Regions from separate parts of the Homo sapiens genome. Here regions 2, 3 and 4 are each linked to region 1. The links are chromatin contacts, found by Hi-C or POLR2A ChIA-PET in ENCODE. All regions are on one chromosome and are shown on one strand. Each heading gives the region's core, a stretch centred on a gene start or an enhancer-like site at or near the end of the contact. The rest is flanking DNA. Distances are from core to core; before and after follow the strand shown. Region 1 holds the start of C2orf69 (chromosome 2 open reading frame 69). Region 2 holds the start of COQ10B (coenzyme Q10B). Region 3 holds the start of FZD7 (frizzled class receptor 7). Region 4 holds the start of NOP58 (NOP58 ribonucleoprotein).

Region 1 (3,456 bases), core at 610-3,109:
GGAGTTCGCAACCAGCATGGTCAACATGGAGAAACCCTGTCTCTATTAAAAAAATACAAAAATTAGCCGGGCGTGGTGGCACATGCCTGTGATCTCAGCTACTAGGGAGGCTGAGGCAAGTGAATCGCTTGAATCTGGGGGGCAGAGATTGCAGTGAGCCGAGATTGTGCCACTGCACTCCAGCCTGGGTGACAAAGCAAGATCTTGTCTTAAAAAAATAAACTTAAAAATAAAAATAGATTTCATTATAAGGTCAAGCTAAAAACAAGACCACAAATCAAAAGCTGCATTTGCAATTCATGTACATGTTTGGACTTTTAGATAACATTTCAGCAATCCTCTATCTAACAATGGAAAGTAACATGTTTGCAATTGGCAAAACAGAGTGACGTCAGGTTGCCTAAATGTCATTATATACTAATTATTGTATAACTAACCTCTACTTGTTTTTAACCAGTTATTTTAGAAAGCGGCAGATTTCCTTAGTAATTAATTGAATAATTTTTGATTGATAACAATATTTTGATGTCAGATGGAATGCAACAATTTAGACCAGAGTAGGTTAGCATACTAAGTCACCAAGTCTATACATATATATAAATCATATTTTATCATTTGCTCATTTATGTTCCTACTCCAAGCCATTTGTTATTATTTGCATATGTAGACCAAAGAAAACAGTATGTGTGCTTAAATACACATATATAAACTCCGAACAATTATATATAAAGTGCTTAGATTTCTGGCCTATAGTAAACCCTCAACAAATGTTGGCTGTAGTTTTTTGTAATTTTCATTAATTATTCTCTTTACAGTGCTTTGTCTCACAAGTACTTGGATCTCATCCTCGCTCGCACACATTTCCCTGTTTTGTTTGTTTTTGGTTTATTTTTTGAGACAGGGTCTGCTTCTGTTGCCCAGGCTGGAGTGCAGTGGTGGGATCACAACTCATTGCAGCATACAACTCCTGGGCTCAAGCGATCCAATCTCCCATCTCAGCCCTCCCAGTAGCTTGGACTATAGGCATGCACCACCACGCCCGGCTAATTAAAAAAAAAAATTTAGTAGAGACAAGGCCTCCCTATGTTGCCCAGGCTGGTTTCAAACTGCTGGACTCAAGTGATCCTCCGCCTCGGCCTCCCACAGTGCTGGGAGTACAGGCCTGAGCATACATTTCGCCAAATCTTATTCCTACTCAACTGGCCACAGATAGTTGCTGGACACACATGACTTTCCTACACTGTTTAGTTTTTGAAAACCTCCAAATAGCAAAACACCAAGTAAAGCGTACTGCCTCGCCCCGTTTTTTTCCTGTCCTAGATCATGTACCCTGTTCCCAAACAGAGATGAATTAGCTTCATATCTAACCACAAATTCTCCATGAGCACAGAGATCTTCGTATATCTATAATAATTGTACTCAGGAAACTCAAGGTATGAGGAGAGAGATTCCCTTCCTTCGGGGCTTGTAGGAGACTTCCCACGGAATCTTCTTTGGGAATGTCTCCCTTTTAAGCCCTGAAAGACCAGATAAATCTCAGGTGAACCTAGAGAAACAGGGAGCTTCGTATACTCAAAAGTCTATACATTACGTATTATTGAACGGCGACCTGCGGCCGCCCCTGCTGCTGCGCATGCTCCATAACTGCCGCTTGCTATAGCTGGGAGTACTGTATTATCTCTTTGCTCTTCGCCGGCTCTTCCCCAGACTTCTGTTCGAACTTCCCGGCCGCGGCAGAACCCACCAATCACAAACGCCCTTCCTCAAGCCACGCCCACCGTCTTCTCCGGGATCCCAAGACCGATTTCGCCCACACCCCTCCCTTCCTTTCCTTACGCACGCTGCGCGCGGACGTCGGCCTCTGACGTCGTCGCCTCAGCGCCGGCTCCCGGCCGGGCCGCGGCCGCCGACCGTTGAGCCGCCGGCTGAGCCGCCTGCTGAAGTCCCTCCCTCAGGAACCCCTCCGCCACCCTCCACCTCCGAACCGCTCTCGCGGCGGCGACCCATGTGGGGGTTCAGGCTCCTGCGGTCGCCGCCGTTGCTGCTCCTGCTGCCGCAGCTCGGAATCGGAAACGCCTCGTCCTGCTCTCAGGCCAGAACCATGAACCCGGGCGGCAGCGGCGGCGCGCGATGCTCCCTCTCGGCCGAGGTGCGCCGCCGTCAGTGCCTGCAGCTTTCCACCGTGCCTGGAGCCGATCCGCAGCGCAGCAACGAATTGCTCCTGTTGGCGGCGGCCGGGGAGGGACTGGAGCGGCAGGACCTCCCCGGGGACCCAGCGAAGGAGGAGCCGCAGCCGCCGCCCCAGCATCACGTCCTCTATTTCCCTGGGGATGTGCAGGTAACTCGGGGCCTGCCTGGGTATCTGTTCCTTCCTCTCGTGTATACGTACGCGGTCACTGATTCTTCCCTCGTGGCTGCTGCCTGGTTCCTTTCCTTGCCTGAACACACCCACACATTCACTGAGGGTGGCTCTTCCTCTACTCCACGAAATCCAAAACCGTGCCTTCCACGCCCTTGGCGCCCTTTGTCCATAGAACCCCATGGGGAAGGTGTCCGACGAGGGCTACGATCTCGAAAGAGCCAGCTGTCGGTCCAGGTTTCCAAGAGGCGGAATTTGAGACAGGGAGTGACACGCATCTTGTATATTTATTCTATAATTTGGTTTCTCAGAGGACCGTGTGTGTGTGTTGGGCAGGGGACAGAGCGATGGCTTTCAAATTAAGTTAGCACGTAGTGTTTAGAAAACGGTGGCAGTAATTAAAAACCAAACAAACATTACAAAGGTATGACATCCAGTAACCCTAAAAAAGAGTGGGGATGGGTGGAAGAAAAGGGACAATAATTATTAAGCATGTCAATGTTTTGATGCTCACCTCTTTTGTACTTTTGCTTTTGCATGTTATGTTTATTATTTTATAGCTGCAGGTAAATATCCGTGGTTATGTTGCCCTGAAAACTGGGTCTTAATCTAACGTTGCATTATCTAATATGGTAGCCATTAGCCATATATGGCTATCTGAATTAATTAAAATTAAATAAAACTAAAAATCCAGTTATTCATATTAGCTGCATTTCAAGTGCTCAGTAGCTACAGATGGCTTGCGTGTGCTGTATTGGACAGCACAGATATATAGCATTATCATAGAAAATAATCCATCATCATAGAAAGTTCTAGACAGGTAAAGCTAGACTATAGCTAGGTATGTTTCTCTTTTTTGTTTTTTTGAGACGGAGTCTTGCTTAGTTGCCCAGGCTGGAGTGCAGTGGCGCAGTCTCGACTCACTGCAACCTCCGCCTCCCGGGCTCAAGTGATTCTCGTGCCTCAGCCTCCCGAGTAGCTGGGATTACAGGCATGCGCTACCACACTGAGCTAATTTTTGTATTTTTAGTAGAGATGGGGTTCCACCATGTTGGACAGGCTGGTCTCGAACTTCTGACTTCAAGTGATCTGCCCAC
Region 2 (3,315 bases), core at 769-3,268, 2.5 Mb before region 1:
GTCCGTGGCTTCATTCTTGAAGTCAGCAAGACCAAGAACCCACCAATTCCGGACATACAAGGATTGTGTATTTGAAAGTAGTTGATACAGAATTGTCCATGCAGCTACAGAACCACCTCAATCTACAAGTACATCATGTGTTGTACTGCAAAATGTTTGACAAACCTTGTAGCTGATGATTTCAATGTATCTAGTAAGGGGTGACTGCAATAAACCAAGCAAGAGGAGAAAATAATCATAGGCACAACAGCTGGAATATTGCTTTAAATGTAAATCAGATCAAGTAACTGTTCTGCACTCAAACTCTAATGGCTTTCCTTCACGCTTAGAATACAATAAAAAATTGGTAGCATACTATGGCTTCCGTGGCACTAAGCTCTGCCTACCTCGCTGACCTTATTTCCTACCACTTTCCTCCTCTCACTGTGCTCCAAACTCCTTGCTCTTCCTAAAGCATGCCAAGATTGTTCCTGCCTGGGGCCTCTGCACTTGCTGTTCCATACACCTGAAAGTCATTTTCTTTTTCTTTTTTCTTTTTTTTTTTTTTTTTTTTTTTTTGAGACGGAGTCTCGCTGTCGCCCAGGCTGGAGTGCAGTGGCGCAATCTCGGCTCACTGCAGGCTCCGCCCCCTGGGGTTCACGCCATTCTCCTGCCTCAGCCTCCTGAGTAGCTGGGACTACAGGCGCCCGCCACCTCGCCCGGCTAATTTTTTGTATTTTTAGTAGAGACGGGGTTTCACCGTGTTAGCCAGGATGGTCTCGATCTCCTGACCTCGTGATCCGCCCGCCTCGGCCTCCCAAAGTGCTGGGATTACAGGCGTGAGCCACCGCGCCCGGCCCATTTTCTCCCAAGTAATCAGAGTTCACTTCCTCACTTCATTTTAGGCCTTTGTTCAGTGTCATCCTCTTAGAGCCCCTCCTAACCACCCTATATAAAACAGCACCCTACCATATTCCTCCCTCTTCATCTCCTTACCCTGCTGTACTGTTTAGTCTATGGGACATATAACAAGCTGCCATTGCACTATATACTAATTGGTTTCTTTCCCCCACTAGGATATAAGCTCTGTGACAGTGAAGACTTTTGCTCACTTCTCCAGCATCTAGTAGGTGCCACACAAATATCTGACTACATTTAATCAACAATCTCATTTACACCCAAACTATATTAAATAGGTAGTATTGTCATCCTCACTTTACAGTTTGCAGGAAAACTATTGGTGCACAAACCTTAAGTAAAGACCTGAAAACAAACTGAGGGAACAAGAAGTCTGGACTTGATGACTGATCACCAAAACAAGTAAATCAAAGCGAAGTCGTCTGATTAGTATGGAATAAGGGAAACCCAAATCATACGAGAACACCAATTAAAATGTGGGACACGCAGGAAGAAGGCAGACGGAACTGCTGCTGGATAACTGAGTCTTTCCTAATGACAGGACCTTATGTTGCCCTCACAATTACCCCGTGAGATAGGCAAGGCAGGCATTGTATTAGACAATCATTAACAAGCAGGACGCTGACAGCCAGGCTTCGCAGCCAGGAGTGGTGGCCTGTCTGGCTCCGCACTCACGGGTTCGGACAGTTACAGAATTAACACTCAAGCCCTGGGGCTTCCCGCAGCCCCCGGGGGGGTGGGGCTCACTGACTAGCCTCCCGGAAGCGGACCCCAGGAGAACCAGGCAGTTGGTTAATCCAGGAACAGCTCCTGCGCGGGGCGTGGACTGAGCAGTCACTGAGTATTACGCAAATTGCGCGAGCGCACGGGAAAAGCGATTGGTCGGTCAGGAGAGAGAGGTGTGTCCTGGCGGGCCCGCAGCTCCGATTGGCCGACAGGCTGACGGGAACGTTTACGGTCAGCGTGTGTCAGCGACGTGCAACCCGGAAGGGAAGAAGGGGCGTGTCAGGCTGCGCAGGCGGCCAGTCCATTGGCTGGAAGAGACCGGAGCCGGGCTCCGGGCCCGACCAGAGGAGGGCGGTGCTGCAGGGCTGGTCCGGGAGGTGACGACCGGCTTCGGAGAGTCTATCATGGCAGCTCGGACTGGTCATACGGCCTTGAGAAGGGTAGTCTCGGGATGCCGTCCGAAGTCGGCGACAGCGGCCGGGGCGCAGGCGCCCGTGCGGAATGGCAGGTAATCAACAGCGGGGGCGCTGAGACGAGAGTAGTTTTCGATTTTGGCTGCCGAGTTGGGGGACCGGAAGGATTTGGGGGTGAGGCAGAGCCGGACTCGGTGCATTTCCGTGTCTTTAGAGGAGAAGGCTTTTTTTTGCGTTTGGCATCTGAGGGACTCAAGAGCGGCGCGCATCACCTTGGGCCCAAGGCTGTGTTCGTGGCTCGTTTGCCTCGTGAGAGGCGGTGAATCATCGGCGAAGCGACTTTGGAAGCAATTTGGCCATTGGTGCCTTTGGGCTCTTCCGGTCTCCTCCCCTATGGCTTGTTGCTACTGCTGTTGGAAAGTTTTAACTTTGCGCAGAAGGGTTGCCGGCTGCTGGCTGTATGGGAGTTTGTGTTTGGCGGTGAGCCCCCTTCTCCGGTTCCTTCTACCTGCCAGATGGTCAGATGCGTTTTCCCAATTTCTGAAAGAGTGCTTTGCCCTCGCCATTTAGTGTTTACAAAACTAAATACAGCCAGCATAAGGGACTTGGATTTTTTCACTCTGCTGTAACTTACAGGTCCTGTAACCTTGAAGCATAGTCAGCTTTCGATTTTCCTGGTTGGTTCATTTTTTGGTAGGTGGGGGTGGAGATGGAGGTCGGGACACGGATACCATACTTGTACGACTTAGTTTCCTTTTACTAATAACATTGTAATATTCTTGAAAATTAAAGTTAGTGTGTTTAAAATGAATTCAGGTGTACAAAATACGAGGTGGGGAGAGAAAACACAAATCTAGTTGAGCCCCAGGACATTTAGATTAAATGAAGATCCGACCCTACTGGAAACAAGGAAATAATTTTTTTAAAAAAAGATTCAATGAAGAATTTTTAAAAACACCAACAACCTTACCAAATCCAAATCCCTTTAGACAAATGTTGGATGAGACAAACAAAATCATAAAATTACTCCTGCTTTAGGAAATAACCTCAAAAAGTAGTTTCAAGCAGAATAACGCCATCATACTTGAGATCTGTTTGTATTACTCTTATAAAATGTTGTCTTGCAAATAACACTTACTTTTGAGAAAAATACAGTTGCTTTAATGATCAAATTGAGGCTTCAGTTCCAAGATAAATACTGTTTATGATAATGAGGGCGGCAGTTTGCGTTCATTTCCAATGTTAAGCATCAGATTCTGACCTTTATTATACTTAAGTA
Region 3 (3,264 bases), core at 666-3,165, 2.1 Mb after region 1:
AGGAATGAAACATTTTTAAAGCAGGTATCGTATTACCTTCAGCACATGTCCCAAAGAAAAGGAAAAAAAGGGTGGGGGGGTCCGGGAGGGAGGGCGAAACTGATGCTTGGGAGGAAGAAGGCGACTCCCGCTGAGGGCCGGATGGAGGATGTGATCAGTCTAACACTCTGCCTTGGCCCAAAGGCTTCCTTCCGCCCTTTCGACCTATTAACAGGAGTGGGGAAGGACAAAGAACCGTGAATCGGAAAGAACGATTCCCAGCAATCTTCAGTGATCGAAAATAAATAAAGAAAAACAGAGAAAGCCAAAGTCTCCCATGGAAGGGAACCCAATTAATTGTCTTCGATTTCAGAATGAGTTTTTTTCCTGCTGTAGAAGAAGCGCACGGGAGGCAGCAGAGACAGCAACTTCTGCCAAGGTTCAACCTGATCAGAAATCGCTCAGAGCTCCAGCACCCGGGACTGAGGCAGAAGGGCTCCGCCAGGAATAACGTTTTTTAAAGCACAGGATTGCTGTGTGTGTGTGTGTGTGTGTGTGTGTGTGAGAGAGAGAGAGAGAGAGACAGAGGAAAGAGGAGGAGGAGGAGAGATTGATTGATTGATTTTTTTCTTTTCCTTCTCAACATGTCACTTTCCTGCATGGGAATTCCTGATATTCCTGGCAGCCCGGAGAGAGGGGAGAGGCCCCCTGGTGACTTATGACCCCCGCAGGAGTAACCAGAGAGCGCGCGCGAGCGCCCAGCGCCTGGCTCAAGACGAAGATTTAACCGAGAACAAAAGAACGTTTGCCAATCAGAAAACGCTACCCGAGAACGAGGATAACCCCGCTTTGTGTTTTGAAAACTCTTTAATTAGCCTGGTTTCTAAGACGCATTAAAACATTCCTACGCAGATTCTAAATGGAGGATCAAATGGTTGCTTCTGCAACGAAGATGGGATCCCGAAAGGGCACACGCCGCAGAACCAAGGCACACGGGGCCACTGAGACGCCCGGCGCGTCGTACAGAGTGTTCCTGGGCGCTCGGTCTCAGGTTACTTCTAGAACCAGTCTCCCCAACGCCGTCTTCGTTTCCTTAAAACCTCGCTAGAGTCACCCCAGTTCCCCAGACTCCAGGCCGTGCGCGCGGGCGGGGTGGCCTGAGCCCGGGTTCCCCGCTCTCCCTGCTTCGGGCCCTTCCTCCGAGGGGTCCTTCCTCCCGCCGTCACTCGGCCCCCTCCGCCCGACTCGGGTTTCTCCTCGGAGGCGGCCCCTCCTCCTTTTTATAACTCGGGGGAGGGGAGAGGGGACTGTGGCCTCGCGTGGACTCTTTGGGTCCGGGGGGAAAGAGGCGATCCGCAAGGCGCACCCCCTTCTCGTCCCGTCCCAAACCCCACATTGAGGACCCGGCGACCCGAAAGCCCCGCCAGAGCCAGCCTTTGCAGTCCTAACGCGACTCCTGGTCACGTCTCTCCCCGAAGGGGCGCTGCGCGGTCCTCGCTCCCCTCAAACGCCGCTGGCGAAGGCGCCCCTGCTCAGGAATGCGCATCTGAGTGCACCAGGAAGAGGAACAAATCTTTGAAGCAAATTCCCTTTCTGCGCGTTTTCGTCCCTGAGCGAATTCAGGGTAAAAGTTTTTCCGAACTTTTCCCTCCCAGTCCCCCGCCCCTCCCCTCAGGAATCCGCCCAGAGCGCCGCGGACACCGCCTCCGCCACTCCCGCGCCCGCCCCTTCCGACTTCCGCCCAATCCGAAGGCGGCCACCGAAAAAACAAAGGCCGCCATTGGGCCGCCGGGGCCTGGGGCCGCCCCCGGAGTGGTTTGTGAATGGGGGGGGAGGGGAGGGGAGGGGAGGGGACGGGAGGGGACGGGAGGGGGCGGGCCGGCCCGGAACCCCGCGAGCCCGACGCTTCTTCTGGCGACCAGCGCGACTCCGAGGCGTTAGTCGGCGCTCACTCCCGGCGGGCGGCGGCGGCGGCGGCGGCGGCGGGCGCCAGGACTCGCTGCTGGGGCTGCGAGGGGCTGGAGGGGCCGGGGCCAGGCCGCGGGCACGAGCGCCTCGCGGTTTCGGACGCAGTGTGACTGGGTTTCCAAAAAGAACTCGCCGTGCTCCCGACTCCGGGGCCGAGATCGGACTCAGCAAGAGCCGGCCGTTTGGCTGAAACTTGGGGCCGAGCTTTTGGGGCTGAAGAAGGAGCGGGGTGTGGAGGAGGAGGCGAAGGAGGCGGCGACGAGCGGAGCCTCGAGGCCAGGAGGCGGGGCAGCACCGCGGAGGCGGCGGCCGGGGCGAGCGAGCGGCGGCGGCAGGGGTTCTCCTAGCGGGGACCGGACCAGGCGCGGGGGGCGTGCGCGCTGCGGTGCGCCGGGGGTCCAGAGTCTTGGGCAAACTTTGAAGGGTGCCGGAGCCGCTTGTTGCTCCTCGCGGCGGAGGGAGCCGCACCGTTACGTCCCCGCGGGGAGAGCGAGGCGGCCCTCCTCGGCGCCCCCAACCCAGGCTGACGAGTTTTGGGCCCCCGGCGGCCCTGCGAGTGCAGGGCGGCGGCGTCTGCGGCGCCTTCGCGGCGCGGGCACCCAGGCGGCAGCGCCCTTTGCTCCACGCCGCCCACGGCCCGGCCCCGGCGCCGTGAGGACTCTCATGCGTCGGGCGCGGCGGCGCCTCCCCGCATCCAAGCCTCTCCCAACCGCCTCGTCGCACTCCTCAGGCTGAGAGCACCGCTGCACTCGCGGCCGGCGATGCGGGACCCCGGCGCGGCCGCTCCGCTTTCGTCCCTGGGCCTCTGTGCCCTGGTGCTGGCGCTGCTGGGCGCACTGTCCGCGGGCGCCGGGGCGCAGCCGTACCACGGAGAGAAGGGCATCTCCGTGCCGGACCACGGCTTCTGCCAGCCCATCTCCATCCCGCTGTGCACGGACATCGCCTACAACCAGACCATCCTGCCCAACCTGCTGGGCCACACGAACCAAGAGGACGCGGGCCTCGAGGTGCACCAGTTCTACCCGCTGGTGAAGGTGCAGTGTTCTCCCGAACTCCGCTTTTTCTTATGCTCCATGTATGCGCCCGTGTGCACCGTGCTCGATCAGGCCATCCCGCCGTGTCGTTCTCTGTGCGAGCGCGCCCGCCAGGGCTGCGAGGCGCTCATGAACAAGTTCGGCTTCCAGTGGCCCGAGCGGCTGCGCTGCGAGAACTTCCCGGTGCACGGTGCGGGCGAGATCTGCGTGGGCCAGAACACGTCGGACGGCTCCGGGGGCCCAGGCGGCGGCCCCACTGCCTACCCTACCGCGCCCTACCTGC
Region 4 (3,421 bases), core at 701-3,200, 2.4 Mb after region 1:
CCAGCAGGTTGCAATTTAATGATTAGGAACAATCTGCATATAGGGCCTGGGAAGTGAGTAAGGAAATTTTACCCCTGTTGGAAGACAGACTTGTGAAACAACTGGGGTATTTAATCCCAGTCCCTGAGACTGAAAGGCTTCCAGAAAAGCAAGTAACACTAAATCAAGAAGACAGTCTAAATTCAGCCCCGCACAGTGGCTCATGCCTGTAATCCCAGCACTTTGGGAAGCCGAGGTGGGTGGATCACCTGAGGTCAGGAGTTCGAGACAAGCCTGACCATCATGGAGGAACCCCATCTCTACTAAAAATACAAAATTAGCCAGGCGTGGTGGTACATGCCTGTAATCCCAGCTACTCGGGAGGCTGAGGCAGGAGAATTGCTTGAACCCGGGAGGCAGAGGTTGCAGTAAGCAGAGATCATACCACTGCACTCCAGCCTAGGCAACAAGAGTGAAACTCCGTCTCAAAAAAAACAAAGAAGAAAAAGAAAAAAAAAAAGACATTCTAAATTCATACCCTGGGGTCATTTTAACAAATGCAGCAAAAATAGGAGAGGCTTATTGAAAGAAAACTGTGCTAATAATTCATTTGGCCAGACAGAAGGGAACGGCCAGGAATGCTCACAAATATAGTGACAGTAATGGTGTCATTCTGAGGCCTTCGCCTCAAGGCAGGGCTTGAAAGGGGATAAAGTCTAATGGCACTAGCTGGCATTTCAAATTCTAGATGCCTGAGGCAGACTGGCACCGAAACAGCTCCTCGTTTCTCTCAAAGTGAACATATAATTCATAGAGGGTTAACAAAATAATATCGTGAAGTTTTTCCCCTTTAAATCTCTAGCGGTGGCGGGGCGCGGTGGCTCACGCCTGTAATCCCAGCACTTTGGGAGGCCGAGGTGGGAGGATCCCTTGAGGTCAAGAGTCCGAGACCAGCCTGGGCAACATCGTGAAACCCTGTCTCTACAAAAAATTAGCTGGGTGTGGTGGCACAGGCCTGTAGTCCCAGCTGCTCCGGAGGGTGAAGTGGGAGGATCGCTTGAGCCTGGGAGTTGGAGGTTGCAGTGAGCCGTGATAGTGCCACTGCACTCCAGCTTGGGCAACAGCCAGACTGTCTCAAAAAAAAAAAAAAAAAAAAAAAAAAAAAAAAAAAAGGCCGGGCCTAGTGGGTCACGCCTGTAATCCCAGCACTTTGGGAGGCCGAGGCGGGCGTATCACGAGGTCAAGAGATCGAGACTATCCTGGCCAACATGCTGAAACCCCATCTCTACTAAAAATACAAAAATTAGCTGGGCGTGGTGGTGTGTGCCTCTAGTCCCAGCTACTGGGGAGGCTGAGGCAGGAGAATTTCTTTTTTTTTTTTTTTTTTTGAGACGGAGTCTCGCTCTGTCGCCCAGGCTGGAGTGCAGTGGCAGGATCTTGGTTCACTGCAAGCTCCGCCCCCTGGGTTCAGGCCATTCTCCTGCCTCAGCCTCCCGAGTAGCTGGGACTACAGGCGCCTGCAACCACACCCGGCTAATTTTTTGTATTTTTAGTAGAGACGGAGTTTCACCGTGTTAGCCAGGATGGTCTCGATCGATCTCCTGACCTTGTGATCCGCCCGCCTCGGCCTCCCAAAGTGCTGGGATTACAGGCGTGAGCCACTGCGCCCGGCTAGGAGAATTTCTTGAACCCGGGAGGCGGAGGTTGCAGTAAGCCGAGATCACACCACTGCACTCCAGCCTGGGTTACAGAGCGAGACTCCGTCTCCAAAAAAGAAAAAAAGAAAAAAGAAAAAAAGGCGCAAAGGCTCCGTTCAGGCCCTAGATCCCGCGATACAAACTTTCTCGGCCCGCCCCAGCCCGCTGTGGCGGGAACATTCTGGAAGTGACGGCAATCTCTGCGGCAGTCTTCTGTCGGAAGTGACGTTGCTATCCCAGAATCCTCAGAGAAGGAGTAGCGCGTTCGTGCGTCCTAGTTCCAGTACAGCGTGGAGGGTTTAGGCAGCGTGTTCTGATTCTTTGCGGGACGGCGAGCGCATTTGTGCTTTGCCCGCCGCGGCCTAGGAGGCCTTTTGAGGCCGCGTAGTCGGTGTTTTTGAACTGACTCTACAGCTTCTGGCAGGCCGTGCGGCGCCCTGACCCGGCCTCACCATGTTGGTGCTGTTTGAAACGTCTGTGGGTTACGCCATCTTTAAGGTAGGTGGGAGAGCGAGCCGTTAAAGGGGGAAGGCGGATGCTGGACAGACGAGGAGAGGGAAAGACTTAAGCACGGAACTACTCAGAGTAGCGTGGGTGCCTGTTATAGCCCGGGCTCTGGGAGGAGGGAGAAGGCCTTTACACCTGAGAGCCATGTTACGTGTAACACGTGGCCCCGCCGTTTGGGGAGACCCGTTCTGCATTAGAGGATTTTATTTCCTCCCGTTGAAGGGGTGGGCAGGAGGCGTGTTAGAATTTAACAGATTATAGGGAATTCGGACTTTATTCTAGATGTTTTGAGGAATGATCGAAAGATTTTTTTTTTTTTTGAGATGGAGTTTCGCTCTTGTTGCCCATGCTGGAGTGCAGTGGCGCAATCTTGGCTCACTGCAACCTCCGTCTCCCGGGTTCAAGCGATTCTCCTGCCTTGGCCTCCCGAGTAGCTGGGATTACAGGCCTCCATCCACCACCACGCCTGGCTAGTTGTTTTTGTTTGTTTGTTTGCTTTTAGTAGAGACGGGGTTTCACCATGTTGGCCAGGCTGGTCTTGAACTCCTGACCTCAAGCGATCCACCTGCCTCGGCCTCCCAAAGTGCTGGGATTACAGGCGTGAGCCACCGTGCTCGGCCAATCGAAAGGATTTAAGCAGAGGAATGACCTGCTAATTTGTCTTAATACGGTTACTCTGCTGTGTGGAGATTAGACTCGAGGAGATAAGAACGGCAGCAAGAATACTTTTGCATTCATTTGGACAAGATGAAATTGCCTGGTATGGAGAGAAACAAATATCGATAGAAATTGTGAAGGTAGAACAGGAAGGACTGGCTAATAGATTGAATGTGGGGTTTTGGTTTAAATAAGATGTTAAGAAAGTTTCTTGGGGAAGGACTAAAGATTTCCGGTTTGGGCTGTGCGAAGCTTGCGTTGTCTATTAGACCTGATAATGCAGTTGTGTAGATCGGGCAGTTCAGTATTTCAGATTTGAAGCTTAGGGGAAAACATCTGGGCTGGTGATGTCAGTTTGAGGTTTGGTTGTTTTCGTGGGGAAAGTTTGACAAGTTCGTCAGCACTGAAATGGTTGAATGGTAAGACATTCGTATCGCAAGATGCTGTTGAGATGTTAGGAAGAATGAGTGAGATTGAGTGCCTTTTCTTGTGCGGTGCAACTCTTCTGAGGTCTGTGAATATAGCAATGAAAAATAAAGTTTTTATGTATATTCTACATATATATATGTTGGTAGAAAGCA

Evidence for each region. Hi-C counts contacts between places; a loop is a spot of excess contacts on that map. ChIA-PET counts read pairs that join two places held with the same protein, here RNA polymerase II (POLR2A). Pooled maps may share reads with other maps.
Region 2: a pooled map shows a loop between it and region 1 (12-fold over the local background). The contact joins the promoter of COQ10B here to the promoter of C2orf69 in region 1. A Hi-C loop is called at or near these places in 11 of 50 pooled maps. POLR2A ChIA-PET finds 5 or more read pairs at or near these places in 2 of 52 experiments (AG04449 and CD8-positive, alpha-beta memory T cell).
Region 3: a loop to region 1 is called in a pooled map, with 6 times the contacts of the local background. The contact joins the promoter of FZD7 here to the promoter of C2orf69 in region 1. A Hi-C loop is called at or near these places in 5 of 50 pooled maps.
Region 4: a loop to region 1 is called in a pooled map, with 15 times the contacts of the local background. The contact joins the promoter of NOP58 here to the promoter of C2orf69 in region 1. A Hi-C loop is called at or near these places in 2 of 37 single-sample maps with no recorded cell type and 7 of 50 pooled maps.

Annotation. Positions count from the first base shown.
Region 1 is chr2:199,909,434-199,912,889 of GRCh38, forward strand. It overlaps C2orf69 (chromosome 2 open reading frame 69), which reads left to right and starts at 1,860. Exons shown (of 2, transcript NM_153689.6): 1 at 1,860-2,338. The coding sequence starts at 2,006. It overlaps LOC101927687 (a long non-coding RNA gene), which reads right to left and starts at 1,713. Exons shown (of 4, transcript XR_923766.4): 1 at 1,592-1,713. RefSeq lists an enhancer at 1,992-2,181.
Region 2 is chr2:197,451,534-197,454,848 of GRCh38, forward strand. It overlaps COQ10B (coenzyme Q10B), which reads left to right and starts at 2,019. Exons shown (of 5, transcript NM_025147.5): 1 at 2,019-2,131. The coding sequence starts at 2,028. RefSeq lists enhancers at 1,422-1,471, 1,552-1,621, 1,681-2,297, 1,742-2,221, 2,242-2,291 and 1 more.
Region 3 is chr2:202,031,940-202,035,203 of GRCh38, forward strand. FZD7 (frizzled class receptor 7) reads left to right here and starts at 1,916. Exons shown (of 1, transcript NM_003507.2): 1 at 1,916-3,264. The coding sequence starts at 2,709. RefSeq lists silencers at 1,498-2,047, 2,158-2,237 and enhancers at 2,800-3,264, 2,838-2,957.
Region 4 is chr2:202,263,813-202,267,233 of GRCh38, forward strand. It overlaps NOP58 (NOP58 ribonucleoprotein), which reads left to right and starts at 1,951. Exons shown (of 15, transcript NM_015934.5): 1 at 1,951-2,174. The coding sequence starts at 2,130.